3 separate regions of the Homo sapiens genome follow, and regions 2 and 3 are each linked to region 1. Evidence: read pairs that join two places in POLR2A ChIA-PET (ENCODE). Cell type or tissue: OCI-LY7. All regions are shown on one strand. Each heading gives the region's core, and the rest is flanking DNA. Links, peaks and the distances in the headings are about the cores only.

Evidence for each region. ChIA-PET counts read pairs that join two places held together with the same protein. Peaks named below come from ENCODE experiments on the same cell type or tissue, not always from the same donor. Only the 100,000 strongest peaks of a DNase experiment are listed, where the experiment ranks them.
Region 2: POLR2A ChIA-PET joins it to region 1 with 7 read pairs; 2 of 35 experiments call an interaction of 5 or more read pairs at or near these places.
Region 3: POLR2A ChIA-PET joins it to region 1 with 6 read pairs; 1 of 35 experiments calls an interaction of 5 or more read pairs at or near these places.

The regions. Positions count from the first base shown.
Region 1 is chr1:50,995,349-51,006,137 of GRCh38, forward strand. No RefSeq gene overlaps it. Among named protein-coding and RNA genes, the nearest start is that of CDKN2C, 30 kb to the left of the region's middle. In OCI-LY7, for the core only: no CTCF peak of the experiment used is centred there; DNase peaks (open chromatin) are centred at 5,013 and 5,493; H3K4me3 peaks cover 1,254 bases; H3K27ac peaks cover 2,230 bases.
Region 2 is chr1:51,079,648-51,090,436 of GRCh38, forward strand. No RefSeq gene overlaps it. Among named protein-coding and RNA genes, the nearest start is that of C1orf185, 17 kb to the right of the region's middle. In OCI-LY7, for the core only: no CTCF peak of the experiment used is centred there; no DNase peak of the experiment used is centred there.
Region 3 is chr1:51,417,461-51,428,249 of GRCh38, forward strand. EPS15 (epidermal growth factor receptor pathway substrate 15) reads right to left here. Exons shown (of 25, transcript NM_001981.3): 13 at 4,326-4,398. Among named protein-coding and RNA genes, the nearest start is that of TTC39A, 92 kb to the left of the region's middle. In OCI-LY7, for the core only: no CTCF peak of the experiment used is centred there; a DNase peak (open chromatin) is centred at 4,711.

The DNA.
Region 1 (10,789 bases), core at 2,975-7,974:
TAGTTAATAATAATGTATCTTTTGGTTTATTAATTATAACAATGTACCATACTATAATGAAAGATGTTAATAATAGGGGAAGCTGTATGGATCGGGTCAGGGATATAAGGGAACTCTCTGTACTTACTATCTGCTCAATTTTTCTGTAAATCTAAAACTGTCCCAAATAATAAACTTGATTAATTTTTTAAAAGCCTCTCATGATGCCTGGTATGTGAAAGCTGATAATCATTGTTATCATCATTATCATTATTAATAATATAACCTATGTTTTTCTAATTTATACTAGTTTATGGTCATAAATATAATCTTAACTTATAATAATCATCCTTGTTTCAATGGAAGCCACTGTGGCATAGAGAAGAAGCATGTGAGCTTTAGAGAAAAGCACACAGATTAAAAGCCTGGCCCTGAATCTTTACAAGCTTTGTGACCTTAGGCAAGTTGTACTTTACCTCTCTAATTCCCTCATTTTAAGGATGGGGCTAAAAATAGCAGCTACAATGACTGTATAAGGTTACTGATAGAATGACATGTAGTAAGGTAAACATTCTTTCATTCATTCTATTCATTTTTATCGAGTGCCTACTGTGAAGAGAACCAAGAAAGAAAAGGGCTTTTTTTTTGATGGAGGGAAGACAGAAAATAGTAGGAGTTCAGTTTTAGACCTGTTGAATTTGAGATGCTTATTAGATCTCCAAGTGATAAAGTCAAATAAATGGTTATATATAAGTGTCTCGAACGCTGAGAAGAGGTTAAACCTGGAGATAAAATTTAGCTTTACGGTTTTGGGACTGGGTAAGTTAACCTGGGGAACATGCCAACAATTAGAGCTCAAGTATCAGAAGAATCAGGAAAAAATAAATAAATGGCTGAAGAAAAAGAACCAGAGAGGTGAGGAGAAAAATCAGGAGACAATGATGTCATAGACATAAGAAAGAAAAGTTCAAGAAGAAAAGTGTTGAAGACTGCAAAGAGGTCAAGTAGAATGAGGAAAGATTGTATTTGGTAATACTAAGGTTGTTGGTGACACTGGCAAGAGTAGTCTCAGTTACATATGAAGTAATAAGGGCAGAAGCCAAAATGAAGTGGGTTGAAGAGTAAATGGGAGATGAGGAAGAATGGACAGTGAGTGCAGAAAAGCTTGAGAATTTTGCTGTGAAAAGGAGCAAAGAAATGAGGTGATAGGTGAAGGTGAATTTAGTGTCAAAGGAAGGTTTCTAAATATAAGATACTAGAGTATGTTTGTAGGAGTAGAATGATCCTATGAAAAGTAAGAAATCTAGTGTACAGCTGGGTACTTAAAGAGGTTTTTTTAGGTATTATTATTACTATGATTATTATTATTGGATCTCCAATCTCCCACCTCCAAAATCTCACCCAGCTATGTCTGAAAGTCTGAGCATATCTCATGTGAGGTCATGAATAGTCCCTCTTCTACCATCTGTCATGTAGTACTCTTCTGCTAGACTCCCTTCAGTGAAATCTCCTGACTTCCCACTGCCTGTAGTATTACTTAACGATGCCTCTGCACTGCCACTGGCCCTGATGCCTAGCATCTTGAATATTCTGATGTTCATTCCAAAGGCATTATCTCCTGATGCCCCCAAAGCTGATAGAAATCCTTTAGGTGCCAAAATAGTATAAACTTCTTCAAGTTCTCAGTGGGCAATATTTGGGGCAGAAGAGGTGAGAATGCCCTTCTCCCTCACTTTATATACCTGGGAACCAAGCAAAGCCAATTGTGACTTATGGTCTCCCAGAGTAATTTCTAAAAATAGCCATTTGGGGAAATCAGACAAGAGAACAAATTAAAGGGCATCCAAATTGGAAAAGAAGAAGTCAAATTATCATTGTTTGTAGATGATATTTTCTGATATTTGGAAAAATCTAAAGACTCCACAAGAAACAATTAGAACTGATAAACAAATTCAGAAAAGTTGCAGGATACAAAATCAACATACAAAAATTGGTAGTGTTTTTATATGCTAACAGTGAACAATCTAAAAAAGAAATTAAAAAGTAATCCCATTTACAGGCCGGGCGCAGTGGCTCACGCCTGTAATCCCAGCACTTTGGGAGGCCGAGGCAGGTGGATCATGAGGTCAGGTGTTCAAGACCAGCCTGGCCAACACAGTGAAACCCCGTCTCTACTAAAAATACAAAAAATTAGCCGGGCATGGTGGTGGGTGCCTGTGATCCCAGCTACTTGGGAGGCTGAGGCAGGAGAATCGCTTGAAACTAGAAGGTGGAGGTTGCAGTAAGCCAAGATCGTGCCACTGCATTCCAGCCTGGGTGACAGTGCAAGACTCCATCTCAAAAAAAAAAAAAAGAAAAAAGTAATCCCATTTACAATAGCCACAAATAAAATTAAATACCTAGGAATTAACTTAAAAAAGGAAAAGATCTCTATAAGGAAAACTATAAATCACTGATGAGAGAAATTGAAGAGAACATCAAAAAATGTTAATGGAGTGGAAGAATCAATGTTAAAATGTCCATACTACCCAAAGAAAGCTACAGATTCAATGCAATCCCTATCTAAATACCAATAACATTCTTCACAGAAATGGAAAAAAAAATCCTAAAATTTATATAGAACAACAAAGACCCAGAATAGCAAATCTTAGGATAAAGCAAAAAGAACAAAACTGGAGGAATCACATTACCTGACTTAAAATTATACCACAGAAATATAGTAATCAAAACAACACGGTACGGGCAGAAAAACAGACACAATAGACCAATGGAACAGAATAGAGAACCCAGAAATATATTCACACACCTACAGTGAACTCATTTTTGACAAAGGTGCTAAGAACATACATTGGTGAAAGGACAATCTCTTAAATAAATGGTGCTGGGAAAATTGGACCTCTATCTGCAGAGAATAAAACTAGACCCCTATCTCTCACGATATACAAAACTCAAATGAAAATGAATTAGAGACTTAAATCTAAGACCTCGAACTATGAAACTACTAAAAGAAAAGTTGGGGGAACTCTCCAAGACATTGGTCTGAGCAAAGTATTTCTTGAGTAATACCCAAAAAGCACAGGCAGCCAAAGCAAAAATGGACAAATGGGACCACATCACATGAAAAAGCTTCTGCACACCAAAGGGAACAATCAACAAAGTGAAGAGACAACCCAAAGAATGGGAGAAAATATTTGCAAACTATCCATCTGACAAGGGGATTAATAACTGGAATATATAAGGAGCTCAAACAACTCTATAGGAAAAAAATTTAATAATCCAATTAAAAATGGACAAAATAGTTGAATAGCCAGGTGCGCGGTGGCTCACGACTGTAATCCCAGCACTTGGGAGGCCGAGGCGGATGGATCATGAGGTCAGGAGTTCAAGATCAGCCTGGCCAAGATGGTGAAACCCTGTCTCTACTAAAAATACAAAAAAATTTAGCCAGGCATAGTGGTGGGTGCCTGTAATCCCAGCTACTCAGGAGGCTGAGGCAGAGAATTGCTTAAACCCGGGAGGGGAGGATGCAGTGAGCCGAGATTGCGCCACTGCACTCTAGCCTGGGTGACAGAGTGAAACTCCATCTCAAAAAAAAAAAAAAAAGTTGAATAGACATTTCTCAAGAGAAGACATACAGGCCAGGCACGGTGGCTCGTGCCTGTAATCCCAGCACTTTGGGAGGCCGAGGCGGGTGGATCACCTGATGTCAGGAGTTTGAGACCAGCCTGGCCAAAATGGCGAAACCCCATCTCTACCAAAAAAAAAATTAGCCAGGCGTGGTGTCACGCACCTGTAATCCCAGCTACTCTGGAGGCTGAGGCAGGAGACTCCCTTGAACCTGGGAGGCAGAGGTTGCAATGAGCTGAGATCATGCCATTGCACTCCAGCCTGGGTGACAGAGCGAGACTCTGTCTTAAAAAAAAACAAAAAAGACGTACAAACAGGCATAGATGCTCAACATCCCTGATCGTCAGAGAAATGCAAATCAAAACTGTAACGAGATATCATTTCACCTCAGTTAAAATGGCTTATATCTAAAAGACAGGCAATAACAAATGCTGGTGATGATGTGGAGAAAAGGGAATCCTTGTACATTGTTGGTGAGAATGTAAATTAGTGAAACGAAAATAGAGAACAGTTTGGAGGTTCCTCAAAAAGCTAAAAATAGAACTATCACATGATCCAGATTTGGAAGCAACCTAAGTGTCCATCAACAGATGAATGGATAAAGAAAATGTGGTACTTATACATAATGGAGTACTATTCAGCCATAAAAAAGAATGAGATCCTGTCATTTGCAACAACAACATGGATGGAACCAAAGGTCATTATGTTAAGTGAAATAAGCCCAGCACAGAAAGATAAACATCACATGTTCTCACTTACAGGTAAGATCTAAAAATCAAAACAATTGAACTCATGGAGACAGAGAGTAGAAGCATGGTTACCAGAGGCTGGGAAGGGTAGCGGGGGTTGGAGGGAAGTGGGGATGGTTAATGGGTACAAAAAAAATAGAAAGAATAAATAAGACCTAGTATTTGATAGCACAACAGGGTGACTATAGTCAATAATAATTTTATTGTACATTTAAAAATAACTAAAATAATATAATTGGATTGCTTGTAACACAAAGGATAAATACTTGAGGAAATGGATAACCCATCTTCTATATGCATTGCATGCCTGTATCAAAACATCTCATGTACTTCGTAAATATACACAGCTACTATGTACCCATAAAAATTAAAAATTAAAAGTTAAAAAATAAAAATAGCCTATTCGGTTTCTAGATTGGAGTACTGGTCCCTAAGGGGCTCAAACTTAAGTTCATTAGGGGGGGCCCATTCTTTAGGACTCCCATGCTACCTTCCCAATTGTTACATTCACTTAAAAACAATTTTTTAAAACAGGGTCTTGCTATGTTGCCCATGCTAGACTCAAACTCCTGGCGCAAGAGATCATCCTGCCTCAGCCTCCCAAGTAGCTGGGGTTACAGGCATGCAACCACAGCACCTGGTGTCACCCTGCTATTTTTATGACCTCTTCCTCCTCTCCAAACTTCATGCAAATCAATTCATGCAAATTCCTAGTTGGCCTAATACACTGGTCTTTTAAGTCTAAATACCAGAAATAGGGATATAGCTTAGACTAAAACTAGAAACCTACCTAGAGTCAGTGGTGTGCCAAGGATTGGGTGGTGGGAGTAGTCTGCTCTGAATGAATGCATTAAGGAGGTAAGCTAAGTGTAGAGAATTTGAAAGTAGTAATAAAACTGACTGAAGATAGATCTACTTTTTACTATCACCATGCACCAGCAATTTTAAACTATGTCAGTGATAAAATACCCTCTCCTCAAAATGTTTTGTTGGTCTAAGTTCTAGACAATTGTGCAGTTACACTATGAGTTTTAACAATATATACGTTTCCAATTAGCACATTTTTAATTACTTAAACAACATATTCTACATGGAAGTCTATTCAGAGTCAGCCTGTGACACAATCATACTCAGCTGCACATTTGTTTTGAGTAAGTTCATAATGGTTCAGAATTGCTTGAGCTCACTGCAGATGCTGTTCTTGTCTCTAACCCCTGCATTTAAACAGTAAACTTGGTATAAATAATGATACTAGATTGTAAAGATGAAGAAACAACATGAGTTACTTTAATTCTGTTATTTTACATGACTACGTGGAGTTATCTGTGTTTAACAGCTAAAATTTAAAACACAGAAACATTTGAAAGCCACTCAACCCTGAAGAAACAGACATATAATTTTTAAACTTCATTGTGAGAGGGGATTGCTATGAATCTCTGCCACAAACGTTCTTTTTGTTTAAGACGTCCTATTTGTAGATAGGATACTTCAATTGAAGAAAACTTTTCAAAATTAAAATTAATAAAAAGTTCTTCCATCAACAGTAAGTGAAGACAGATTGACAAATCTGGCTATACTGTCTATTGAATATGAGTATGTGAAGATTAACTTTGATGAAGTCATTGACAAATATATAGAAATTAAGGCTCAAAAAAAAGTCATTTGTTACTGCAACAGACCAATATGTAAGTTATGTAAATATAAGTTTCTTTCCCACTTACTTTTTTTTTTTTTTTTTTTGACACAGGGTCTCACTCTGTTGCAGGTGCTGGAGTGCAAGTGGCATGATTTTGGCTAACTGCAACCTTGACCTCCCAGGCTCAAGGAATTCTCCCACTTCACCCTCCGGAGTAACTGGGACTACAGGTGTGTGCCATTATGCCTGGCTAATTTTTGTATTTTTTGTAGAGGCAGGGTTCCCAAGGATGGTCTCCAACTTCCGGGCTCACGGGATCCGCCTGCCTCAGCCTTCCAAAGTGCTCAGATTACAGGTGTGAGCCACCGCACCCAGCCTTTCTTTCCCATTTAAAAACTAAATTAATTAAAAAGTATTAATTTGTTATTTTTTCATTATTTCGTACTTTAATATTTATTTTTCTCTTTTGAACAAAAGAAGATTTTCACTGTTTCTGTTTATTTTCTGGCCATTATGATTATTCATTTCATTTTCTGATTTTTATTTTAGATAATCTTGTCATCTAGAGGAGAAATGTGTTAACAAAATTATCCAATCCTGGTGTCAAACATACTACGTATACCACTACTTATAGTAATAACAATTTAATATTTTTACAATGACATTTGAAGTGTTCTTATTTCCTGAACAATCTATATCTGAATTCATGGGACTTATTTTTTATATTTCATTCTGAATCATTCACCAATTTTTGTATCTTACAAATAAGAATTATCTTTTCTCTCTCAAATAGATTGTAAATTCCTCAAGGTCAGTTCATGTAATAGAAAATCAATAAATAAAAATGTAATAAATATTCCCACTGCATCTTAACCAAAAACTAAATTTGATTTTGAGAAAGAAAAAGGCTAACCGCTGAAATATATCGATTCCAAATTTAGCTGCTCTTGTACTAAGGCAACTTCATTCCTTTTTTTTTTTTTTTTTGAGACAGCGTTTTGCCCTGTCTCCCAGGCTGGAGTGCGGTGGCATGATCTTGGCTCACTGCAAGCTCTGTCCCCCTGGCTCAAGCGATTCTCCTCCCTCAGCCTCATAAATAGCTGGGACTACAGGCATGCACAACCACGCTTGGCTAATTTTTGTATTTTTGGTAGTGACGGGGTTTCACCATCGTCTTGAACTCCGGCCTCAAGTGATCCTCCCGCCTCGGCCTCCCAGGGTGCTGAGATTACAGGCATGCGTCACCACTCATGGCCTAGGCAACCTCATTCCTAATTGAGAATAATTATTATAACAATGACATGTCTCCCTCTGTAGCAGATGTCTCTGGCACTCATGTTACATATTCACAGGCCATCTCTTGATTTCAGCCACATCTGTGTTAGTCCATTCCAGTTCACCTCACATTGCCATTTCCTCCTCCAGTGAGCCTGCATTCTGCCTTAGGGCCCTCTCCAGACATCATGGAAGCATGCTCAGCCCATTCGGCAAGCACAGTCCAGAGTGAGAGGAAGAGAGGGGAGGGAGAAAAGTTATAGATCTGAGGTGACAGACGGTATGAATAGTTCTCTATGAGAGTGGTAGAGTAATATAGTACAATTTCTGAAAAGCATTAATGGCCCACTTGAGACTAGTGGTGATAAATTTAAAGTGAGAGTGGCCATATTGTTATGTTCCTCTCCAGTCACATTTAGCTATGTGAGAATAATGGTAGAGAGTGTAATTTAACTAGTCTTGCCAAAGTGAGAGGAATGCAAGGCAGGTTGTGTGGCCCTCCACACAATTATAATCATTAACCATAGAGTTTAAAGTAGGTAAGAATGGTGTGAGGTCATAAGTGGAATGAAGGACAAGTAAAAGGTCATAGGAGCAATAGGGTCTAAGTCTCAGGTGACTTTGAGAATTATTAAAGTCAGGAGCTTAAAGGGAGTGAGTGGAAAGACAGGAGATGATGGTTAGAGACTGACATGCATGAAATTGATTAGGGAAATTAGAGAAAGGTTATAGTTTATAGGTAAGACAAGATCTAGGCTGTTAATATGGTAGTGAGTAGCAGAGGTAGGTGGGAAAAGGGGTCAGGTAATGAAATATGCATAGTCTAATGGAGGTTATATCTGGGGTAAGAGGGGTGACCTGTGAACTGACTTTTTGTAGTGATTGATATAACAGAGATAAATGGCAAGACAAGATTACTCCTGAAGGTCCCAAAGAAGATTTTGATAGTAAAGTAGTAATTAGTGCAAGAGAAAGTCTTGCTAAGCTGAGAGTTTTGGGCCACACCTTGACTTCTAGTGGAGGCACTGAGGTATAACAAAACTTAGCATTTATTGAATGCTAAGGTGCTATACTCAGAATAAGTATAAGAAAATCTTGTTGTCAACTTATTGAGGTCTGGCTTCAGTTTCTATCCCTGTCCTAGAAAGGTGCCGGAGAGCCAGATTGGGTCTTCTTGAGAGGGACAAGGCAGATGGGTGGACTGCCAGAAACTGTTATTTTTTATTTTTTAACTAAGGAAGATTTTTTTTTAAATAATGTTGGGTGGAGTTGTAATTAATATGCTGGAATAGGCATTGAGAACAGAGAAATACCCAGGGAACTTAAAAGAGGGGGTCTACAAAAAAGCCCACAAAAGTGCTCTATTAAAGTTAGAGCCACTGATTGTGCAACTGCCACAAAGAGCACCCTGGAGGCAGATTATAACTGCATCAGTCAAGTGAGATTTTTCTGCCCCTTACCTCCTCCCTCTCCCTTGTTCTAATCCAAAATACAGTCTTGTGAATGGGGGAGTAGGAGTGGAAGCACAAAGTGGTGAAGTAAAAAAGAAGTCAATTATGTCACTCTCCCCAACTAAGGCTGTTACATCTAAAGCAGGCCAAACTGTGTACAGGATAAGTTTAAATTGTATGAGAGTTTGAAGTAGGAGAGTTTGGACTGGACTTTTTTTATTTTAAAAAAGAGACTTCATTTGATTAACTGGTAGGTTTTTTGTTTATTTTTTTTGTTTTTTAATTACTAAAAGTGACCAACAAAGCTGTGAAGCTTGCCTGAGATGTCATCCAGGAATGGAGATAAAAAAGTTGAGAGAGTAGGCTTGAAGAAATCAGTGAGAAAGAACAAAATTACTTTGTGCTAGTACTGTACCAGGTCCAGCTTGTTCAATGAAAAGGTTACAATTATAAGGAGAAAAATGGTAAGTGTCACAGGAAAAGAAGAGGAAAAGTTCTAGCAGGGTTGAATGAAAAACAGAATCTAAGAAGTAAACTGGAAAAAGCACTATTTGAGCAGGACCTGAAAATAACATTGTTTACTTCAGAGGAGGGAAATGGATTGGGAGAGTGGATAGAATTTAAAGGAGAGAAGGAAAGACTACTAACTTACAAGATTTGTAGGTTTGGGTTTCCTAGAAAACAAATCCTGAGGCAAAGCTGAATTGTTTATGTAAGAGTGAGGGAAAAAGGGAATTGAGACAGGAAAAAATTGGGAGCAAATTTAATGTGGTTCATTACTAAACTGGCCATTACTTCTCAAAGTTACATAACCAGAAACTTACCCATGCAGGACATCTTTGGGCAGGTTATAAAGAAACACCATGTGGAGGTGGCTGGTAAGATGGCCAAATAGGAACAGCTCTGGTCTGCAGCTCCCAGCAAGATCAACACAGAAGGAGTGTGATTTCTGCATTTCCAACTGAGGTACCTGGCTCATCTCACTGAGACTGGTTAGACAGTGGGTGCAGCCCACAGAGGGTAAGCCAAAGCAGGGTGGGGCGTCGTCTTACCTGGAAAGCACCAGGGGTCGGGGAGCTCTCTCCCCTAGCCAAGGGAAGCCGTGAGGGATTGGGCACTTTGGCCCAGATACTACGATTTTTTCACGGTCTTCACAGCCCACAGATCAGAAGATTCCCTCAGGTGCCTACACTACCAGGGCCCTGGGTTTCAAGCACAAAACTGGGCAGCCATTTGGGCAGACACCGAGCTAGCTGCAGGAATTTTTTTCCATACTCCAGTGGTGCCTGGAACCCCAGCGAGACAGAACCATTTACTCCCCTGGAAAGGGGGCTGAAGCCAGGGAGCCAAGTGGTCTAGTTCAGTGGATCCCACCCCCACAGAGCCCTGCAAGCTAAGATCCACTGGCTTGAAATTCTTGCTGCCAGCACAGTGGTCTGAAGTTGACCTGGAATGCTTGAGCTTGGTGGGGGGAGGGACGCCCACCATTACTGAGGATTGAGTAGGTGATTTTCCCCTCACAGTGTAAACAAAGCCACTTGGAAGTTTGAACTGGGCAGAGCCCACTGCAGCTCAGTAAAGCCGCTGTAGCCAGACTGCCTCTCTAGATTCCTGCTCTCTGGGCAAGGCCTCTCTGAAAGAAAGGCAGCAGTCCCAGTCAGGGGCTTATAGATAAAACTCCTATCTCCCTGGAACAGAGCACCTGGGGGAAGGGGTGGCTGTGGGCGCAGCTTCAGCAGACTTAAACATTCCTGCCTGCTGGCTCTGAAGAGAGCAGAGGATCTCCCAGCACAGCACTCAAGCTTTGCCAAGGGACAGACTGCCTCCTCAAGTGGGTCCCTGAACCCCGTGCCTCCCGACTGGGAGACACCACATAGTGGGAGTCGACAGACGCCTCATACAGGAGAGCTCCGACTGGCATCTGGCGGGTGCCCCTCTGACGAAGCTTCCAGAGGAAGGAACAGACAGCAATCTTTGCTGTTCTGGAGGCTCTGCTGGTGATACCCAGGAAAACAGTGTCTGGAGTGGACCTCCAGCAAACTGCAGCATACCTGCAGCAGAGGGGCCTGACT
Region 2 (10,789 bases), core at 3,063-8,062, 84 kb after region 1:
TCATTTCTTTTGCCTATTTTCTCTGCTGGATGGAGAGGAGTAACTCCAAGCTTTTTCTTCCCATTTTCTCTTTTGTTTGTTTTTGGTTACTCTGGATATAAAAAAAAAATCAGACATCTAGACATCTCTCACTGTGAAAATTCATCTTGTATCAATAGCTCTCATCTGACATGTGCACTACATTCATATTCTTACTAGGCTAAGTTTTAGATCTTTTAATGCTAAAAAAGCATCTGTTTCTACTGACCCTTTGTTAAATTAGCCTTAGCACATGCATGCTCAGTTGCCTCCTCCTGACTTGTCTTGTCTTGTCTCGTCCGGTCCCATCCCTTCCCTTTGCCTCCCCTCCCTTCCCCTTTCCTTTCCTTTTCTCTCTCTCCCTTCCTTCCTTCCTTCCTTTTCTCTCTCTCTCTGTCTCTCTCTTTCTCTCTTTCTTTCTTTTGAGACAAGTTCTCACTCTGTCACCCAGGCTAGAGTGCATAGCTCACTGTATCCTCAAACTCCTGGGCTCAAGCAATCTTCCCACTTCAGTCTCCCAAGTAGCTAGGACTGCAGGTGTACGCCACCACACCTGACTTTTATTTTTGTAGAGATGGGGTCTTGCTATGTTTCTCCTGATTCTTGAGGGATTTTTGTTTTTCCTTCAATGCAGCAAATAGGGAATGTAGTCAGGGCACTCTGAGAAATATGAAAACATAGCTCCGAAAAGAGTTTACTATCTAGTGGAAAAGACAACCTCTTAGCTGTAAGAGGTCCTGCATTTCCTTAAAAAGGAGCTTAAGGAATGTGCATTCTCATTGGAAGTGAGAGTTAGGAGATTTGTCTTGAAATTGACAATAGCAAGCACACAATCTTTAAACTGTGTTTGGGATGGCTTGAGTAGAGACGTATTGAAATTAAGGGAGAACTAAAGTGACCAAACTGCCTCTTGGGCTGTCAGTCTCTTTCAGGTTCCGTTTCTGACTTCATGTGATTTTGTAAGGCAGATATATTCGTGAAATAGGCTGATGGTGCTATAGATAAACTGCAAACAGAGGTAAGAAAGGTGAAGGAGAGGCCAGGCGTGGTGGCTCACGCCTGTAATCCCAGCACTTTGGGGGCCTGAGGTGGGTGGATCACAAGGTCAGGGGTCAAGACCAACCTGGTCAAGATAGTGAGATCCTGTCTTACTCAAAATACAAAAAATTAGCTGGGTGTGGTGGTGGGCGCCTGTAATCCCAGCTACTCAGGAGGTTGAGGCAGAGAATTGCTTGAATCTCCGCCAGGAGGCGGAGGCTGCAGTGAGCCGAGATGGCACCACTGCACTCCAGGCTGGGCGACAGAGCGAGACTCCATCTCAAAAAAAAAAAAAAAAAGGGGGGGGGGGAAGGAGAATTAATTCCATCTGGTGAAATCTGAGATGGCTTCAGAGACAAGGTGGCATTTATACTAAACTTTTAAAAAGTAGGTAAGCTTCCAACAAGTAAAAAAGTTGAGTGAAAAGCATTCCAGAAGTATGGAACTAGGTAAACGATGACTAAAGAAGGAAAACCTGGTGCATATTTAGGAAGTGATGAGTATTCTGGTGTGAAAAGAAAAAAAATATGTATATGTATGGCAAGCAAATGCATTGGGAGATAGAGTTCGAAAGACAAGTTGAGGCAAAATCTAATTTAGTAACTAGAGTAGCAATGCTGCTAAGTATTGGAGCAAGGACTTGAATTCAAATCCTATCTCCAGATCCTACATTCATTCCTTGAACCATGTGGCCGGCTAGCAATAAAGAATTAGTAATGCCTTTGCACTCTGTTTGTATGCTTTCTTTATTCATAAAAAGATCTAGAATCCTATGATAGAAATTTGAACTTTAGGGAACTATTGAAACTATTTGAGCAGGAGTTTTTATTTTTTTATTGCTAGCATAACATACCTCAGTCACTTCACAGATCTCTTAATGATATAAATTTAACAAGTTTGCTTTTTTCCCCTCCATGTGTAAAAATGCTTCCTATCTTGCATATCTGTAATTTTCTCCTCTTTAAGCAGTTATAAACTGATGTCTACCTCAGCTCTTCATTACCTAAAGCTTAAAAAAGTGACCTAAGTTGGTGGGCAATTTAAGGGTAATATACTCTGAAGTAAATCTAAATTATTTTTCCTCTTTTTTTCTTTTCTTTTTTTTTACACCACTGCCCCCATTCTACCATTCTACACTACAGAAGAGAAAAAGAGAAAAAATAATTTCTCCACCACCACTTCGCCCTCCACCACCATTCTACTCTCTACTTCAATTACTTCAACTTTTTTCTTTTTTTTGAGACAGAGTCTCACCCTGTCTTCCAGGCTGGAGTGCAGTGGTGCAATGTTGGCTCACTGCAACCTCTGCCTCCAGCGTTCAAGTTATTCTCCTACCTCAGCCTCCAAGTAGCTGGGATTACAGGCAGGCACCACCATGCCCAGCTAATTTTGTATTTTTAGTAGAGACCAGGTTTCACCATGTTGGCCAGGCTGGTCTTGAACTCCTGACCTCAAGTGATCTGCCTGCCTCAGTCTCCCAAAGTGCTGGGATTACAAGCATGAGCCACCGCACCGGCTCAACTTTTTAAGATTCTATATAAGTAAGATCATGTGGTATTTGTCTTTCTATGCCTGGCTTATTTCACTTAACATAGTATCTACCAGGTTCATTTATGTTGTCACAAATAACAGGATTTCCTTCTTTTTAAAGGCTGAATAGTATTTCATTGTGTATTATACCACATTTTCTTTATCCATTCATCTGTTTATAGACAGTTAGGTTGTTCCCATATTGTGACAATTGTGAATAATGCTGGAATGAACATGGAAGTGTAAACATCTCTTTGATATACTGATTTCATTTCCTTAGGATATATGTCAGTTTTCTATATGCACAGGTTCCACATCCATGAATCCAATCAACTGTGGATTTGTGAAGAACGTCGTTGGTATTTTGATAGGGATTGCATTAAATCTAAAGATTGCTTTGGATATTATGGTCATTTTAATAATATTAATTCTTTTTTTTTTTTTTACGGAGTTTCACTCTTGTTGCCCAGGCTAGAGTGCAGTGGCACAATCTCAGCTCCCTGCAACCTCCACCTCCCATGTTCAAGCGATTCTCCTGCCTCAGCCTCCAAGTAGCTGGGATTACAGGCATGCGCCACCATGCCTGGCTAATTTTGTATTTTTAGTAGAGATGGGATTTCACCATGTTGGTCAGGCTGATCTCGAACTCCTGACCTCAGTTGATCCACCTGCCTCTGCCTCCCAAAGTGCTGGGATTACAGGTGTGAGCCACCGTGCCCAGCCAACAATATTAATTCTTTAGATCCATGGGCATGGGATGTGTCCATTTGTTTGCCTTCTTCAATTTCTTTCATCAGTGTTTTATAGTACTCATTGTAGAGATCTTTTACCTCCTTGGTTAAATTTATTCCTAGGTATTTTATTTTTTGTAGCTATTAGAAATGGGATTGCTTTCTGTATTTCTTTTTCAACTAGCTTGTTATTGGTCTATAGAAACATTACTGATTTTTGTATGTTGATTTTGTATCCTGCAACTTTACTGAATTTGTTTGTCACTTCTAAGAGTTTTTGGTTCAGTTTTTAGGATTTTCTATATATAAGATCATGTCATCTGCAAAGAGGGACAGTTTGAGTTTCTCTTTCCAATTTGGATGCTCTTTATTTCTTTCTCTTGCCTGATTGTTGTGGCTAGGACTTCCAGTACTACGCCGAATAAGAGTGATGAAAGTGAGCATCCTTGTCTTATTTCATTTCTTATAGGAAAGGCTTTCAGCTTTTTCCCCATTCAATATGATGTTAGCTGTGGGTTTTGTAATATATGGACTTTATTGTATTGAGATATGTTCCTTCTATGCCTAATTTGTTGAAGAGTTTGTATCATGAAGGGATGTTGAATGTTATCAAATGCTTCTTCTGCCTTTATTGAGATGGTCATATGGTTTTTGTCCTTCATTCTGTTGTTGTGGTATATCATGTTTATTGATTTGGATATACTGAGCCATCCCCAGGATAAGACCCACTTGATCATGGTGTCATGATCATATCTTTTTGATATGTTGTTGGATTCAGTTTGCTAGCGTCTTATTGAGAACATTTGTGTCTATGTTCATGAATGATATTGCCCTGTAATTTTGTTATTGCTGTTGTGTCCTTGTCTGGTTTTGTATCAGGGTAGTGCTGGTCTCGTAGAATGAATTTAGAATAGTCCCCTTCTCTTCAAATTTTTTGAATAGTTTGAGAAGAATTTGTTAGTTTTTCTCCAAAAGTCTGGTGGAATTCAGTGGTAAACTCATTTGATCCTGGACTTTTCTTTGTTGGGAGACTTTTTATTACTGATTCAATCTCATTACTTGTTATTGGTCTGTTCAGTTTTTTCATTCCTTCTTGGTAAAATTTTGGTAGGTTATATGTGTCCAGGAATTTATCAATTTCTTCTAGTTTTTGTATTGTTTTGGTGTATAGTTGTTGATAATAGTCTCTACTAATCATTTGTATATTTGTGGTATCTATTGTGATGCCTCCTTTTTCATTTCTGACTTTATTTGAGTCTTCTCTCTTTGTTTCTGAAAAAAGGGGGAGTGTTATGGCTCTAGGAAGTTAGTTAAAAATTAAAAAAAAAATTTTAACGGGAGTTAGTTTAGCTAGTGTTTAGCTAATAGTTTGTTAATTTTGTTTATCTTTTTCAAATACCAACATTTTGTTTCATTGATCTTTCGCAATTCTTTTAGTTTCTATTTTGTTTATTTCTTCTCTGATTTTTATTATTTTTTTCCTTCTACTAATTTTGGGTTTGGTTTGTTCTTGCTTTTCTAGTTCCTTAAGGTGCATCATTAGATTGCTTCTTCGGTCTTTTTACTTGTCATTAGTCTGTTCAAGCTACCTATTCTTTCTGATTGAGTCTTATTAGGTTATAATTTCTTTCAGGTTATCCAACTTGTTGGCATATAATGTTCATAATAGTCCCTTATGACACTTTTTTTGTCCTAAGGTGTCTGTTATAATGTCTCCACTTTCATTTCTGATTTTATTGAGTCTTCTCTCTTTTTTTCATACTTAGTACTTAGCTAGGGGTGTGTTGATTTTGGTTATTTTTTCAAAGAACAAACTCCGGATTTTGTTGATTTTTTTTCCTATGGTTTTACTGTTCTCTATTTAATGTATTTCTGTCCTGATCTTCCTTCTGCTAACGTTAGGTTTAGTTTGTTCTTTTTCTAGCTCTTCGAGGTTTAATGTTAGGCTATTTATTTGAGATCTTCCTCCTTTTTAAACACAGACATTTATTGCTATTACTCCCCTCTTGGAACTGTTTTTTTACTGTTGTCTTCTAGTTGTTTTGTAGGTCATTTTTTCATTGCTTTCTCTCTGTAGTCCACCTTTGTGATTTGGTAATTTTTTCTAGTAGCTAAGCTTTAATTCCTTTATCTTTCTCTTTGTGTATCTGCTATAGTCTTTTGCTTTGTTGTTACCATGGGGCTTACATAAAACTTCTTATAGTTACAATAGACTATTTTAAGATGGTAACATCTTAAATTTGGTCACATATAAATACTGTGGACTTTTACTCTTCCCTCCTAATTTACATTTTTGTTGTTTTTCTGATCTTGAATTATCCATTTGTATTCTCATATATCTTGCTGAGCTTCCTTAAGATCATTATTTTGAATTCCTTTTCAGGAAATTTATAAATTTACATTTCTTTAGGGTCAATTATTCGAGGATTATTTTGTTCCTTTGGTGATGTCATGTTTTCTTTTTCATGTTTCTCTGTCTGTGCATTGGTGTCTGCACATCTGGTGGAATTGTCAGTGCTTCCAAACCTTACAGAATGACTTTCATAAGAAAAGGCTTTCCCCTGCAGATGGGTCTTAGGGTGCCAGCTGGGAAGGGTATGGTGGCTTTGGTTACAAGTAGATGTAATAGTATAGCTGCCATGCAGAATCTTCAGCTGCAATTAACGTCAGTGATGACATGGGTGCCTTAGTGACCTAGGCTGCAGAAGTTTGTTGCAGTGGCATCAGCAGCATATGCCATTAGTGTCCTCCATGGCAAGGGCTTTTAGGGTCCTCCTGTGTTTGTTTTCCCCAAAATGGGGAGTCTTTACTGAGGGGATCCTTCTTGGTATCAAGTCTGACATGAACCACAAGCAACTGCAGTGGCACTGGGTTTCAGGGAGGAGATGCTCAGAGCAGCTGTGGAGCCAGGGTCCTGTGCTCAGGACCTCACCACTCTACTGTGGCACCTGGGAATTTGGACACATGTTCACTCTCTGAGGCATAGGTAGGTGCTGACTGCCATAAAGCTAAGGTCTGTGACTCTGGTGCATACCTCAGCTGCTCAGGCCTAGGGGGCTGGGTTGTTGCTGTGACTCTGCCCCTGCTCCTCAGGGGCAGCACTGGCCCAGCTCTGGTAAAGAAGGGGTGCTCTGGGCTGGGGATAGTGGCTCACGCCTGTAATCCCAGCACTTTGGGAGGCCGAGGCAGGTGGATCACCTAAGGTCAGGAGTTCAAGACCAGCCTGGCAAACATAGTGAAATCCCGTCTTTACTAAAAATACAAAAATTAGCCAGGCATGGTGGCGGGCGCCTGTAATCCCAGCTACTCAGGAGGCTGAGGCAGGATAATTGCCTGAACCCGGGAGAAGGAGGTTGCAGGGAGCTGAGATTGTGCCATTGCACTCCAGCCTGGACGATAAGAGCAAAACTCCGTCTCAAGAAAAAAAAAAAAAAAGCAGGGGTGTGCTGGAGGTTCAGGCTTTGGGAAGCAGGGCACAGCTGCAATTTGGGAACCAGAGGCTTATAGAGCACAGCAGCCACTCAGGCCCTGGACGGGGATGAGAACCTGTGTAGTGAGGACCCTGGACTATGGGATGGTAGGACACAGCAGCATTGCAGGCTCTGTGAAGTCAAGTGCAGTGGCACTAATGTCCCAGGAATGGCAGGGCATAGCTGTGGCTTGGGCCCTGGGGTACAGGGAGCAGCACAGTGATGACTCCACTCCCTGGTAAGGCAGGGTGCATCCTCTGCTAGGGGATAGTCTGGTTTCATGGAAGCAGGGTTCTGCAGTTGTTCAGCCTGGAGAGTAGGTTGTTTCAGTTCACCCAATCCTGTGTTTTCCTGGGATGTGCAGCACCACATTGGCTCAGCCCTGGGAACTGCAGCTGCTTGGCTCAGCTAAGGGACCCATAATCTTGTGAAGTGGAGTGACTCTTCAGCTCCAACACCGGGGGGGTGACTGCTCTGGGTGGCCCACAGCACCAGTTCCCTAGAAGGCACTACCTCAGGTCCAGTACAGGGGGACATGACTGCTCTGGGTAGCCAAGCCACCAGTTTCCCAGTAGGCACTGCTTCACCTCCAGTGCTAGGGGCATTACTGATCTGGGTGGCCAAGGCACCATATCCCTGGAAGGTAGGATACTGCTGCTGCAGCTCCTGCACTAGGGGGCAGGACACAGCAATCACTGGGAGGGGTAGGGCAGAGCAGCTTGAATCCATGGAATAGCGTGTAGCAGCAGCTTGATTTAGGGATGGTGAACCACCAGACAGTGGTGGTACAGGTGTAACAAACCCTCAGGAATGGAGAGGTGCAATAGCCCCTCACCTCCCGAGCAGGACTTCCTCCAGCCATGGTTCTGGATCTAACATGGCACAGCAGAGTAGCAGCCCATGAAGGGCAGAGCACAGCATTGACTCCTCTGGAAGAAGTGCAGCCATATGGACACCAGGCAGTTCCCTCTGCTGGGCTTAGCACCTTTGAGAAATACAGGATTTCCCAGTGGTGAGGACTGTAGTAATCTCAGTGGTGATGAGGGCTGCTGGGTTCCTCTTGCTTACCTTTCCCTTCACTGAAAAGTTTATCCCGGTTCTGAGCTGGTCCTGACTGGAGTATGGACGAGGTAGGATGTGAGCTGCTTCCTTCTTTTCTTTATGTAACTATCCTGGGTTTCTATGCTCTACAGAGTTTATACTACTACTTTTTTTTTCTTTTTGAGACGGAGTCTCATTCACTCTGTCACCCAGGCTGGAGTGCTGTGGTCTGATCTCGCCTCACTGCAACCTCCGTCTCCCAGGTTTGAGCGATTCTTGTGCCTCAGCCACCCGAATAGCTGGGTTTACGGGTGTGCACCACCATGCCCAGCTGCTTTTTGTATTTTTAGTAGAGATAGGATTTCACCATGTTGGCCAGTCTGGTCGCGAACTCCTGACCTCAAGTGATCCGCTGCCTTGGCTTCCCAAAGCGCTGGGATTACAGGCGTGAGCCACTGCACCGGCCTATACTACTCCTTTGATATATTTCTGTTTTCTCCTTCAGTTATTTTCATCAAAATATAGTTGTTTATTCATTTCTTTGGCTGTCTTTGTGTGGGAGACAAGCACAGGAGCTTCTAGTCAACAACCTAGCTGATGTCCTCCTCTTAAAATTTTAATTGAACCTATGCATGGTGGCTTATGCCTGTAATCCCACTGACTTGGGAGGCTGAGGTTGGAAGATCACTTGAGGACAAGAGTTCTAGGCCAGTCCGGACAAATAGTGTGATCCCACCTCTAAAAAATAAGAAACAAAAAAAATTAAAAATTAACTGAGCATGAAGATATGCATCTGTAGTCCCAGCTACTTAGGGAGGCTGAGGAAGGAGGATCACTTGAGCCCAGGGGTTCAAAGCTGCAGTGAGTTACGCTTATGCCACTGCACTGTAGCCTGGGCAACAGAGTCAGACCCCAGCTCTGAAAACTTTTTTAAGTTGAAGAGTTTTCATAATAGCATATTACCACTTATTAGTGGTAGTATTAATATTATTTGTACTTATATAATTGCATTTCTCTTATATATATTTAAATCTTACAATAAGCACTAAATGATGCTTTGGGATGTTAATACCTTAATGAAAATAATGAAGCACTATATATTTTATTACTATACCAAAAGCTATAAAAGCTATTCCTCAAAAGCTATAAAAGCCTTTCTTAAAAACTATAAAGTATAATGCCCAGCAGAGGATGCTGCAACTGCATGAAGAAAAGCAGACAATGTCCTTAGTGACATCACATCTTCCTAATTCAAGTCAGGGAAACTAATACATACTTATCCTAGACAGTGATGCACGTTTGTCTTCTGGCTTATGACCTACTGAACTTTTGGAAGAAGAGTTACAGTGAAAAGAACCTAGGAAAATTCAGAGGAAACTTGAGGGACAAAATTGGATGACTACCTTGGTGTGAAGGTCAGCAGACTTCTCTCATTCTCTAGTGGCATCAAAATGTACTTATATAATTCAACATCTGTTTTGGCATCTTTAAATAGTACTCCCTAACACCATTTTAAAAATGCCCTTAGTGATTGAATTGGTATATTAGCTGTTCTTGCATTGCCATAAAGAAATATCTGAGACTGGGCAATTTTTAAAGAAAAGAGGTTTAACTGGCTCATAGTTCTGCAGGCTATACAAGCATGGTGCTGGCATCTGCTCAGCTTCTAGGGAGAGAGCTTTTACTCATGGCGGAAGGTGAAGGGGGAATAGGCATATCACATGGTGAAAGCAAGAGCAAGAGAGAGTCGGGGGGCACACATTACAACAAAACAAGAACTCAATATCATGAAGACAGCACCAAGCCATAAGCGATCTGCCCCCATCATCTAAACACCTCCCACAGGCCCCATCTCCAACCTTGCGGATTACAATTCAGCATGAGATTTGGTGGGGACATATACTCAAATCATATCAATTGGTGACACATGTATATAGTGTGTCTTTCATATTGACAATTCAGATATTTCTATTGATGATAAGATAAAAATATATATTATCTTGCGGCATCCTTTGCAACTTCCACTTAGTTATTAGATGATTTCTTCAAGACCTGACATTTTAAAAAGTAAGGAATTCAACAGGTAAATTACTAAGAATCTCTAAGCAAACATACCCAATAAAAATCAAAACAAGTGAGATACAGATTACTGGAATAAATAGTCTTTCAGTGCAAAGACAGACATACATCCATAAGAGAAATCTGCAAACAGAGATCTCCCCAAATGAACAAAGCAAAGAACCAGTGACTGATCCTAACAAGATGACAAAATATGAGGTCTCTGACCAATTATTCAAAGCAGCGGTTTTAAGGAAACTCAGTGATCTCCAAGATGACACTGAAAAACAATTCAGAAATGTATAAAAGAAATTTAACAAAGATATTGAAATAATTTTCTAAAAATCAAGCAAATCTTGGAATTAAGAAATACATTGGCAGAAGTGAAAAATTCATTAGAGCCTCTCAGCAGCAGAATGGATCAAGCAGAGGGAAGAATCAAAAAGCAGGAGGAGGCCAGGCACGGTTGCTCATGCCTGTAATCCCAGCACTTTGGGAGGCCAAGGCAGACGGATCACTTGAGGTCATGAGTTCAAGACCAGCCTGACCAACATGGTGAAACTATGTCTGTACTAAAAATACAAAAATTTGCCGGATATGGTGGCATACACCTGTAATCCTAGCTACTTGGGAGGCTGAGGCAGGAGAATTACTTGAACCTAGGAGGCGAAGGTTGCAGTGAGCCATGATCATGCCATTGTATTCCAGCCTGGGTGACAGAGCAAGACTCTGTCTCAAAAAAAAAAAAAAAAAAAAATCGGGAAGACATGGCCGGGTGTTGTGGCTCATGCCTGTAATCCCAGCACTTTGGGAGGCTGAGGCAGGTGGATCACCTGAGGCCGGGAATTCGAGACCAGCCTGGCCAACATGGTGAAATTCCATCTCTACTGAAAATATAAAACT
Region 3 (10,789 bases), core at 2,673-7,672, 420 kb after region 1:
ATTGCCAAATATAATGAAAAATATGATCCAAGGCACAATTTCTAAGCCCAAGGAACTCACAATATATAGGAAGGAAGATATTGGAAGCTATACACATCACACCAAGCTAACACTACCAGGTAACATATGGTTCATGCCATATATAAGTGGATACGTATTCCTTCCTCTGGGAGTTCCAACACAGGAAAGACTGGTGTGGACCAAGAGACAGAGAAGGGAAAGTTTAAGACAAGCGGTGGGATATGAGCTAGGCTTTAAGGCATGAGTGGAATTCACATAAGCAGGAAAGTAGAGAACATTCTGGACTATAACAACAAAAGTTATAAAAGTGGGAATAAGAAGGAGAATATATATGGCACAGAGTACAGAGTCAGACAGTCAAAAAAGAGGAGGGTTTGTATTTCATCTTTTTCTCTGTCTCCAATAACCTGAGGTATGACACCCTCCCATCATTAATGGTGGCAGTGAGCAACAGTAAAGATTCCCACATCTGAGAGTCATGATACTAAATTGGTTTAGGAGGAAAGGCAAGAGCGAATGGAGTGAGTACTTCTGATATGACTTTAAGATTTTAGATATTAGGCGATACAGGTGGCAGTAGTGAGAAAGAAAAATAGGAAAGTTCAAACCAGAAGCCAAGTTTTTTCAATAAGATTCATTTTAGACACACGGATTTTCAAATGATAAACACCAAAATGGTTAACTGGAGATGTGGGACTGGCACTCAGGAGAGTTGAGAGCTTGATAAACATTTGGGTGTTATCAGCATATGGATGACAGGGGTTATGGAGAAGGAAAGAAAGGACACACATAAACACACACACAATCTGTCTGTCCATCTGTCCTTGGCAAAGTCAATGGAAGCAAAGGTTCAGAGAGGTAGGAAGATATCCAGGAGAATACAACCCAAGAAAGGAGTACCTAATACAAGAAGGACGAACAGATTTGGCCTTAAGATTATTCTTGGCCCTGGGGAGAAAATGCACAGTGTGGTATGGGCAAGCAGCAGACTGTACAGGGTTGCTACAAAGATAGGAAGGGGGGGAAAATGGCCACACAAAGCAATAAAAGTAGAGCAAAATAAGTTGGTAGTTAAAGTGGCAGCAATAGCCAAGGAAGGGGTATTTTCAAATTGAAGAGTCCTATGTCCAAGAGGCCTATGTGAAGAAAGAGAAGAAAGAGCTTAAAGGTGAAGAGAAGATAATAAAGAGATGATTGTAGGGTGCGGAATAATACAGCTAGTAAGAACATTTACTGAACACTTACCAAGTGCCAATCACTCTGTGAGGCACTTTACTGCATTATCTCATTTTATTCTTACATCAGCTCTTAAGTGTTTGTTATTTTTATTATCCCATGTTACAGAAGAGGAAACTAAAGTATAGAATGGTTAAATTACTTAAGATCACAAACCTAGGAAGTGGCAGAGCTAGGAACTGAATTCAAGTTTGTTTGACATCAAATTGTTGCTATAAAGTTCTACTCAAAACTGAAGAAACCAGGCATATGAGAGTGAATTTCTAAAATATCTGTTGACTACTCAGAAGAAAAAAATTTTTAATAAGATCATACATAGGCAATTCTTTAAGGTAGGAAGAATGTGAGCCTACTTTCTCCCCTTATGAAAAACAAAACAAAAAATACACACCCAAACCTTAGACATTTTAGATAAAATGGCTTTTCACAACATTTCCCCCTTGGAATTGGATCACTTTGGGCCTAATTTGTCCACAGAACTTGATCCACTGGTATATATCTCATACAAGCTAACAGTGATCATCTCATGAAATAAAATGTGAAGTCATCTTCAAGAAAAAATCCTAAACAGAAAGTTTTCAAGGCAGTAATTAACAGAAATACAGACAGGAAACAAAAATTCAGAAATTAATTACATAGCAGACTTTCTACTCTAACTGAATTAGACAGACTACATAAACACAAAACAAAAAAAAAATTAAAGCTTTTGGCTTTAAAAGTTTGATTTCTGTGTTTGAGATATGAGCTCATATTATCACTGTGACTTTATTAATATGGAGAAAAGCAAGAACACTCAAAAAGCCAAGTGCGGCAGGTACTGATAGGTCAAAATTCCCTTACTTCTCCTCCCCAATGTCTTCATTTTGACATTTCTCATTAGCATCACCATTAGAAAGTAGATCAGAAAGAAGCAGTGAAATACACTCTCTTTGATTCTGCCATTTATTAATAGCTCCAGTGAGTTGCCTTTTGCCAGGGAAATTAGAAAGTAAGTATTGAGAGTTGGAGTTATTTACAGACTTTAATTATCCATATTATTTCCAGTCTACATCTCAGTACCAATGGGTAAATCAGAGTTACCTCAAAATAGGTAATGAAATATACTTATTACCACCTATGGTAAGTTTTGCTTCAGAAAATTGAAAATGATCACTAATATAAGAGTTTTAATTACTGGTAGATGTCAACTATCCACATCATTCTTAGTCTAGTACCTCATTACCATGCGTAACATAGATAACTGTAGTGTATAATGAATAAATAATGAATCTACTAACCCAAATCTTTAATTAATCCACTATTTTTTTCATTGATTATTACTTGGTCTTTACTTACCATGGCCCAAGATGCCTTACTTATACTTAGAGCACTCTATGTGGAAAAATTGAACCATTTCGACTTCCTGTGCCAATCACACATTTTGGATTTTGCAAAGCTTAAGGTTAGACATACACCTTACCATTGCCACTAAGTAAGAAGGGCAAGCAAATCACGGAGAAATTCTGATGGACAACAAAACTTCTATAATTATAAGACACCAAATGTTCAGGGATAGCCTATTTAAACTGAAGGAAACAATGTAAATTTCAGCACTCTTCTAAACTGGGTATTTAAATTCACATCCTCAAAAAATGCAGCAGGGAAAAACCAACAGGTAGATATACTCAACAAAATACTGTCTATCACAAGAACCTATGTACTTTAAAGCAGTAACTGGCTAAATTTAGAAGCTGTCCAAAATTGTATCAGTAGCTACACCTATTTCTTCAAATTATGAAAACTTGTGTAGATTATTTTATCTTCCATTTTAAACTATTTTTAGTAATAACTGCTTAGAATGTGTGGCTCTTTTGCATTTCCTAAGAAGCTCAAAAACTGCACAAAATAATGTAATTCAGATAACTTACCCTCTTATGCCCACCTAACCTCACTGCCAGAGAGAGAATTATATTGATGATGATCTCTTAACTTGCACTGCCTTCAGGAAAATTCAAGTAAATATAATAAATGTAGTCACCCAATCAGAGAATCAACTTCCAACAAGAAGTCTCTCTGGCTTCTTCCTCAATTCTTCAGTAAATCATTCTCCCCACCCTAGCACAGTCCACCAGACAGACAATCTCTAATGAATGTCCTGCATCAAAACAAAACAATGGGCCTAACACAATTTAGAGTTTTTCCCTACTTAAAACTATTAGGAAAAGCAGGAAAATCCAACATACAAGCAACACATTAAGAAATGCCCATCCAAGAGTTCTTACTAGCAACTGCTACCAGTGCTTCTATATCCAATCTCCTCTATGTGCCGGTGCAGCACTAAGGAAACAGTACCCCAATAACATGGCCACATGCATTGCTTACTGCTCTAAGTGAGGCACTGCCCAGTTTTCTCTATTTCTAACGTTAGAAACACTGCTACTCCCTTATTTTTATCATTTCCCAAACAAAAACTGAGGTTTTTGTCATCCTTTCTCTTTGTAAAATGAAACAATTTAACACAACACCTAATGAAAATGAACTAAAGCTCTTTATGCCAAAGTTTAAGATATGCTGGTTACTAAGCTACTCATAAAATGCTACTTTAAATTGTTCTGTATCATCTCCCACCCTACAAGTATTATGAGAAACAGTCCTTTAACATACTAGGTCTCCTAGCTAACAAAAACCTCACATGCATGAAAAAGCATACTGGTTTTTGATGATGATGATGATGATGATGATGAGATGATGATCTCACTCTAATTTTACTGGTGCAAAAATATTAACATTGTAAGTCATGCAAACTTACCCCTTTAATGATATAATATGCAGGTAAGTACCATTTAAAAAATACTTTCAAAACTAGAAATCTATGCTGAAAAATACTGCTTTCTCATTGCAGTATAATCTTTGCAGGCCAGAATTCCAAGCAAGAACAATCATCTTGGAAAAGATAAACATTTATATAATATAAACATTAGGCATTCTCTTGACCTAATACTACATCCAGCAAATAGTAAATAACCATATAAATTTAAAATGAATAGTCCTAAATCAGCAGTGGAACACTAAATTTTATGGTCACTTACCTGAACCTCACTTGTCCTCTGTTTAATAGTATCTTCCTTCTCCTTAAGGTCCTGTTCCACATTATTCTTTTCCCTAGAAGACCAGCAAACAATGCAAGAATATTTTAGAACATCAGCTACAGCTGGTATGGTTATCCATCCTCCTAATCCTGAATCGCTTTTTAAATACATAGTGAAACATTCAATTTTTAAATGAAGGGCAGATTTTTCTACCCTCTTTCAATTATTTATGAAATAAAAATCAATATAAGCTCCATTTGTAAAAAAAAAATTGCTTTCTCACTAAAATGTGGTGAAAAGAGGATAGATTAAAAAAGGAAGAGGAGAAAAATAATCAATGAAACACTCAGGTTTCACTGATGTCACTGTTGCTATGGAAATAGTGTCCAATGAAAATTGCTGGTAAAGAAAAGGAGGGGTTGCATCAGCTCTGTAAGGTTAACCCTTAGGTACCACTGTCAAATTAAATGAAAATGGCTAATAAAAACAGTCAACAATACTAAGGAAAAAGACATTTACTGAAGTGTTAATTTCCCCTTAAATCACTGGTGTGCATCAATTTTAGAATGAAACAACAGAGAAAATGGGAAAGATTATTAATACACAGGCAATTTGCTCTATCAAAAATTACATCTCAAAAAAAGCTATTTTAGGACCATATATCAAATCCAATTGATCAAATATACAAACAGTATATATAAAGTAAAAAAAGAACCACAGCAGCATTTATCTCTTCTGCTCTTCAAATCAAACATGCTGGGCTCCGCTTTTACTTTGAAACATCGTTACCTAAATTCTTATATGCTTTAATCAGGCCTGAGTGGCTATGAACGAATCCCAAGCAACCTTAGATTCAGAATTGCAAAATAAAGCTGTCACTTTTGATGTAACAATTTAACTGCCCATTTGTAGTTGTACTGAAATCATGCGTGCACACGCACACACAAACACACACACCTCCCTTCACTTTCTTTTCTACAAAATGAGAGAAAAAGCTCAAAGAATTCTGCAGCAGTACATTTCTGGGGTCGCAGGGAAAGGTAAAAGGCGGCAACATGGAGAAGGGAAGACAGCATTTAACAAGTCCTCCAGATTAGTATAGCCAAGTTTCTCCTTCGAGCTTCAAGACTACATTTCAGTTTCCATCTCAGACATAACCCAAAATGTAAGCTCAGGCTCCATTTAGCTCCAGCATAAAGGAAAGTGAGAAAATTATACCAAAGCAGATACTTAAGGGACAACTGCATGCTTCATTTATATTTCTCACCTTCTTGAGGTGAGATTTTAAATGTAGACAAAAATCAACTGTTTTGGATACGTAGGCACAATGTTCTTAAGATGTCTATGGAAGAAAGCATACAAATAAAGCTATTTGTACACTGTTACTTTTAAACATTTGAGATGGCCAAGGAGCTCACTAACCGTTTGTCAGATGGGTCGCAATGTGGGTCGCGATGTTGTGATTTTAAACAGTCCCTTACCATGAGAATCATTGTTGCAGCCCGATCCTTCCATACCTCAACCTATTTATCATGCAAAGACCATCCCCCACCTCCAACCCTTATATAAATTAAGCAAATTCAAGAAATACAAAAACACGGGGAAAAATTTCTGAAAATACCCAACAAATTCTGCAAGCTCAATCTTGGAAATTTTCTTTCCTCCTTATGTGAGCAGATGAATGTTTTCAGTCTTGCTGCAGCATGTTAGAGATAAGTCACATGAAAATCTAGCACCCTCCCCCCATCCCAAATCCTCAGAGGCATTCCACACAAGGTCAGTATCAACTCAGCTCCTGGTTTCTGAAAGTAGATAATAACAAAAATAGAAAACACTACAGTGTCACAGATCAGCAGTGCACACATTTGTACTGAATTCTTTCTGCTCTGCTGCTAACTGCTGTCACTGACAGTGTCTGCTCAGATCAAGTGTGCATGCAGGAAAACAGGGCTACAAGAAGCCAGTGAGCTGACTCAAAGTAGCCAAGGCAGAAAGATGGGAGAGCAAAGGAAGGAAGCTCACTTGGTGAAAATCCAAAACAGATTACAAAGGACTCAGCTCTAAACAGCAAACACAGTCTATGTTTGGGTAAAATGGAGGAAGCTTGAGGACTACAAATTTCTCTTCATAATTTGGGGTCTATGGGGGAGGAAGAGGAAGGGGAGGAAAGGATGGTGTTATCTCTAATCATATCCTGAAGACCATTCCCAACTAAAAAAAAAATATGGAGATCTTTAGGCATTAATTCCTCTTAGTAAGAAGATCAATTAAATTTAACTTTTGATTCATGTTTATCTAATAAAATTCTGGTCTTACAATATTCCTTTTATTAGCACAACCAAGTAGTATAACATATATTGCTAAACAGAAAACTTAAAAAGAATTAAATGTTCAATTATATCACTTTCTATTAAAAAAATTATGACTGAAAACTTGTCCTGTATATCAGACTGAAAATCAAGTAATTTTCTTGACCTAGTTTACAGTTTCAGAGATGCTCAAATGTTATTCTGTTGTCTTGCAATGATTCTTAACCTTTATAACTATTCTTCTCATTTCAGGCAAATAAAAATATCTAAACATATCTTTGTGTGCACTTAGGATACTTGACCATATTTCTTATATTCTCCCTAATTTTGAACATGTATATTTTTCTACAGTTGATGGACACATAATCAATACAAGCATTATTTTTAACACTAGTAATTTAAAAGCAATTCTCTTTAAGGATCTGTGCCACAATAAGAAGTAATATTTATATGCAACTTCTCAAGGAGCCCACCAATATAGGTAGATAAGACAGATATAAGACATTATTTCAAAAATAGGTGTGTGAGGCTGGGTGTGGTGGCTCACACCTGTAATTCCAGCACTTTGGGAGGCCGAGGTGGATGGATCACTTGAGGTGAGGAGTTCGAGACCAGCCTGGCCAATGTGGTAAACCCTGTCTCTACTAAAAATACAAAAATTAGCTGGGTGTGGTCTCGCACACCTGTAGTCCCAGCTACTGAGGAGGCTGAGGCAGGAGGATCACTTGAACTCAGAAGGCGGAAGCTGCAGTGAGCAGCTATCAGGCCACTGCACTCCAGCCTGGGCAACAGAGTCAGACTCTGTCTCAAAAAAAAATAAAATAAAATAAAAAAAGGTGTGTGAGCATTTTGCCCAAACCACCACTCATCTTGGATGTCATGACAGGAAAAGCTATTACCTTCACCTTAGTAATCTCCAGAAAAGGGAAATGAAATGATCCTACTCATCCTCTATTTTAGACTATCTTTCAGGTTTTCATTTTTAAGATGCTTACACATCCTGAGGAATCCACAAGTACCAAAGCTATAAAGAACAAGCCAAGAATAAACCTCCCTGGTATTCCAAAGGCTCACAGTTCTGATTCCATGGAGCGGTGAATTTGAACCATCAAGGAAAGCAAATCCCAAGCTAGGCTTTCAGAAGCCTAAGGTTCATAAATACATAAATCTAATATGAAATGGTCAAGTTATTCACAAGGACAGTTAGGCTGAGGGACCTTGAGTCTATGCAATCCACTTCCATTTTCCTAGACTCTATGTACAGGCAGTAGGGTGTAAGCCATCTGTCTCAGTTTTTGATGCAATTCCAATATTATCAAAGACAAGATAAAATCATCTTCAAAGTCCTTCCCAGAAACACAGTTTTATGTCTTTTTTCCTAAACAGCAGCATCCACTATTTCGTAACCAGAAAACATTAAAAACTAGAAACTATTAGAAACTACAAAGTTGTGAAAACTCACAAAGCTGTATTTTCCAATCCTGAAACTTATTTATAAAAATTCTCTTGGAGTACATTTCACCATAAAAATGGTATCATTAAGTAGCTTAACTGTCAATCTCTCTCACAAGCAAACAGAGAAAAATCTAGCTCTTCTGAGAAATAGTTTTTCTCACTCTGATCAGGTCACTTAACCTTTCAGAACCCTAGTCTTATTTTTCATATGTGGATGTTAATATCTCTATCATCTTAGGATTTGCAAGGCAAAATATGTAAGATGTCAAGTAATTAATATTGAGCCTAAATATTAACATTACTTAGAATTTTAAACAACAGTGAAGTAGTTTTTAAATTTGTTAAAAGGAATTATGGGTTATAAAAAAGGTTAGAAAACACTGATCTAATATAGTTACAGAATAAATAATGTAAACACTAAAATTTCTGCCCCCAAAATCTTATCTCAATATCATTCAAAATAACCTATCTACTCTCTACTTTTAGAAATTCATTATATGGTTTTGAAACCATCAGATTTGGAGAAAAATAGGTTACTAAATACTAAATACAAACTCTGTCACAAGTCACCTTACATCACTGTAGTGGTGATGTAAGCTATTTGTTCTGACCGACTCTCTCTCCTTCTAGGGTTCAGCAGTCCTTTTAGGAGATTGCTTCTCTTTCCGCCTCTTCTAATGTCTTTCTACTCATATAGTTCAAACAGAAGATGCCATCTCTCTGGGCAATGACTGTCCAGAAATTGGCTCCTGGTCGAAGCTTAGCCAAAGTACCCCACCACACAATCACAGAGATTAATTCAAGAATGAGCCTGTGACCAATGCCAAAGCAGTCAGAATCTTCATCTAGGATGCCTTTATTTGGAACTGATAAAAAGCTAGCATTCTAGGTAGCAAGCCCTGGCTCCTGTCACCTCCTGTCATACTTAATTTTATGGGCTGATTTGGCTAGGCCACAGTACCCAGATATTTGGACAAACACGACCCTAGATGTTACTGTGAAGGTATTTTTTAGGTGAGATTAACATTTAAATCGGTAGGCTTGAGTAAAGCAGATTACCCTCAATAATGTAGGTAGACCACATCCAATCACTTGATGGCATTAAGAAAAGATGAGGTCTCCCAAGGAATAAGGAATTCTATCTCAGATTGCCTTTAAACTTGAGATGCAACATAAACTCTTCACTGGGTCTCCAGCCTGCCAGCCTGTCCTAGAGATGTCGGACTTGCCAGCTCCCACAATCTTAAAAATTTCTTAAAATAAATCTGTCTCTCTCTCTCTCTCTCTCTATATATATATATATACACACACACATATATATATACACATATATACACACACATATATATACATATATACATACATATATATACACATCCTATTTGTTCTCTTTCTAACCCTCCTTCCCGCCCACTTATACCTTTACTCTTCCAATTATATAGGGGTCATCAAATTCTTTTTGCCTAAACCAGCTCCAGTTAGGTAGGTCATTTCATCTTTTTTAAGCCTCCGTTTTCTTCTCTTCAAAGAGGGATAATAAAACCTGTATCTCACAACTGCATACAGGATTACATAACTTATGCCAGCATACCCAGTTTACATAGTAGATGCTAAATAAAAAGTTAAACACCAACAAACTCTTTATAAGCTCTAGTTTCTGCAGCTATAAAATGAATATCTACTTTACAAACCATATATGGGATTGCTATGAAGAGCGATAGGGAAAATACACAATAAAACCTAATATACCACTATACAACTTATCTACTTACTCAATAACACATACTGAATCCTATTACATACTTGTCACTATGCTATACTTAGGAGGTACATAAAACCAGTGAGATAGGCACCTGTCATTAAGAAGCTCTTAATTCAGTGTATGTGAACACACACCTGGTGTGAGGGGTTGGGGATAAGAATATAAAGAGATAATTACAATGCAGTGTACTAGGTGCTACAACAGGTAAGCACTGTGGGACAGGTAAGGTGCTATTGGAACACAGAGAATGGGAACTTGACTCTCCCTGAAGGAGGTCAGAAAAGGCCTCCTTGGTATCACTGAAGGCAGGATGATTAATTGCAAAGTGAGCTGTGCAGATAATAATGTCATATTTACAATATAAATTACTCCAGTCTGAGAATACTGTGTGATGGAGGTGAGAGACTTCAGCTAAGCCTTGAAGGAAAGAGTAAATGTCAGGTAAGAAAATGGTATTTCTACTAGAGAGAGCTTACGTAAGAAAGCACAGAAGATGTTGGCAAAACAGCAGTAAGAAGCAGACTAAGAAGAAAACTCAAATTTGATAAAATATCTGCATCTACAGATCTAAAAAGCTCAATGAACTCCAAGTAGGATAAACACAAAAAGACTCACACTGAGACACATTATAATCAAACTGTTGCAATAATCTTTAAAATAGCAAGCAAGAAGAAAAGCAACTTGTCAATTTGTGACATATAATCAATCCTTAATAAGATTATCAATGGATTTCTCAGCAGAAACTTGAAGGTCAGAAGGCAATGAAATGATATATTTAAAGTGCTGGAAGGAAAAAAAAAACCTGTCAACTGAGAATTCTATACCTGACAAAACTGTGCTTCAAAAACATGAGGGAGAAATTAAAATATTCTCAGACAAACAAAGGCTGAGGGAGTTCATTACTTCTAGATCTACCCTACAATAAATGCTAAAGGGAG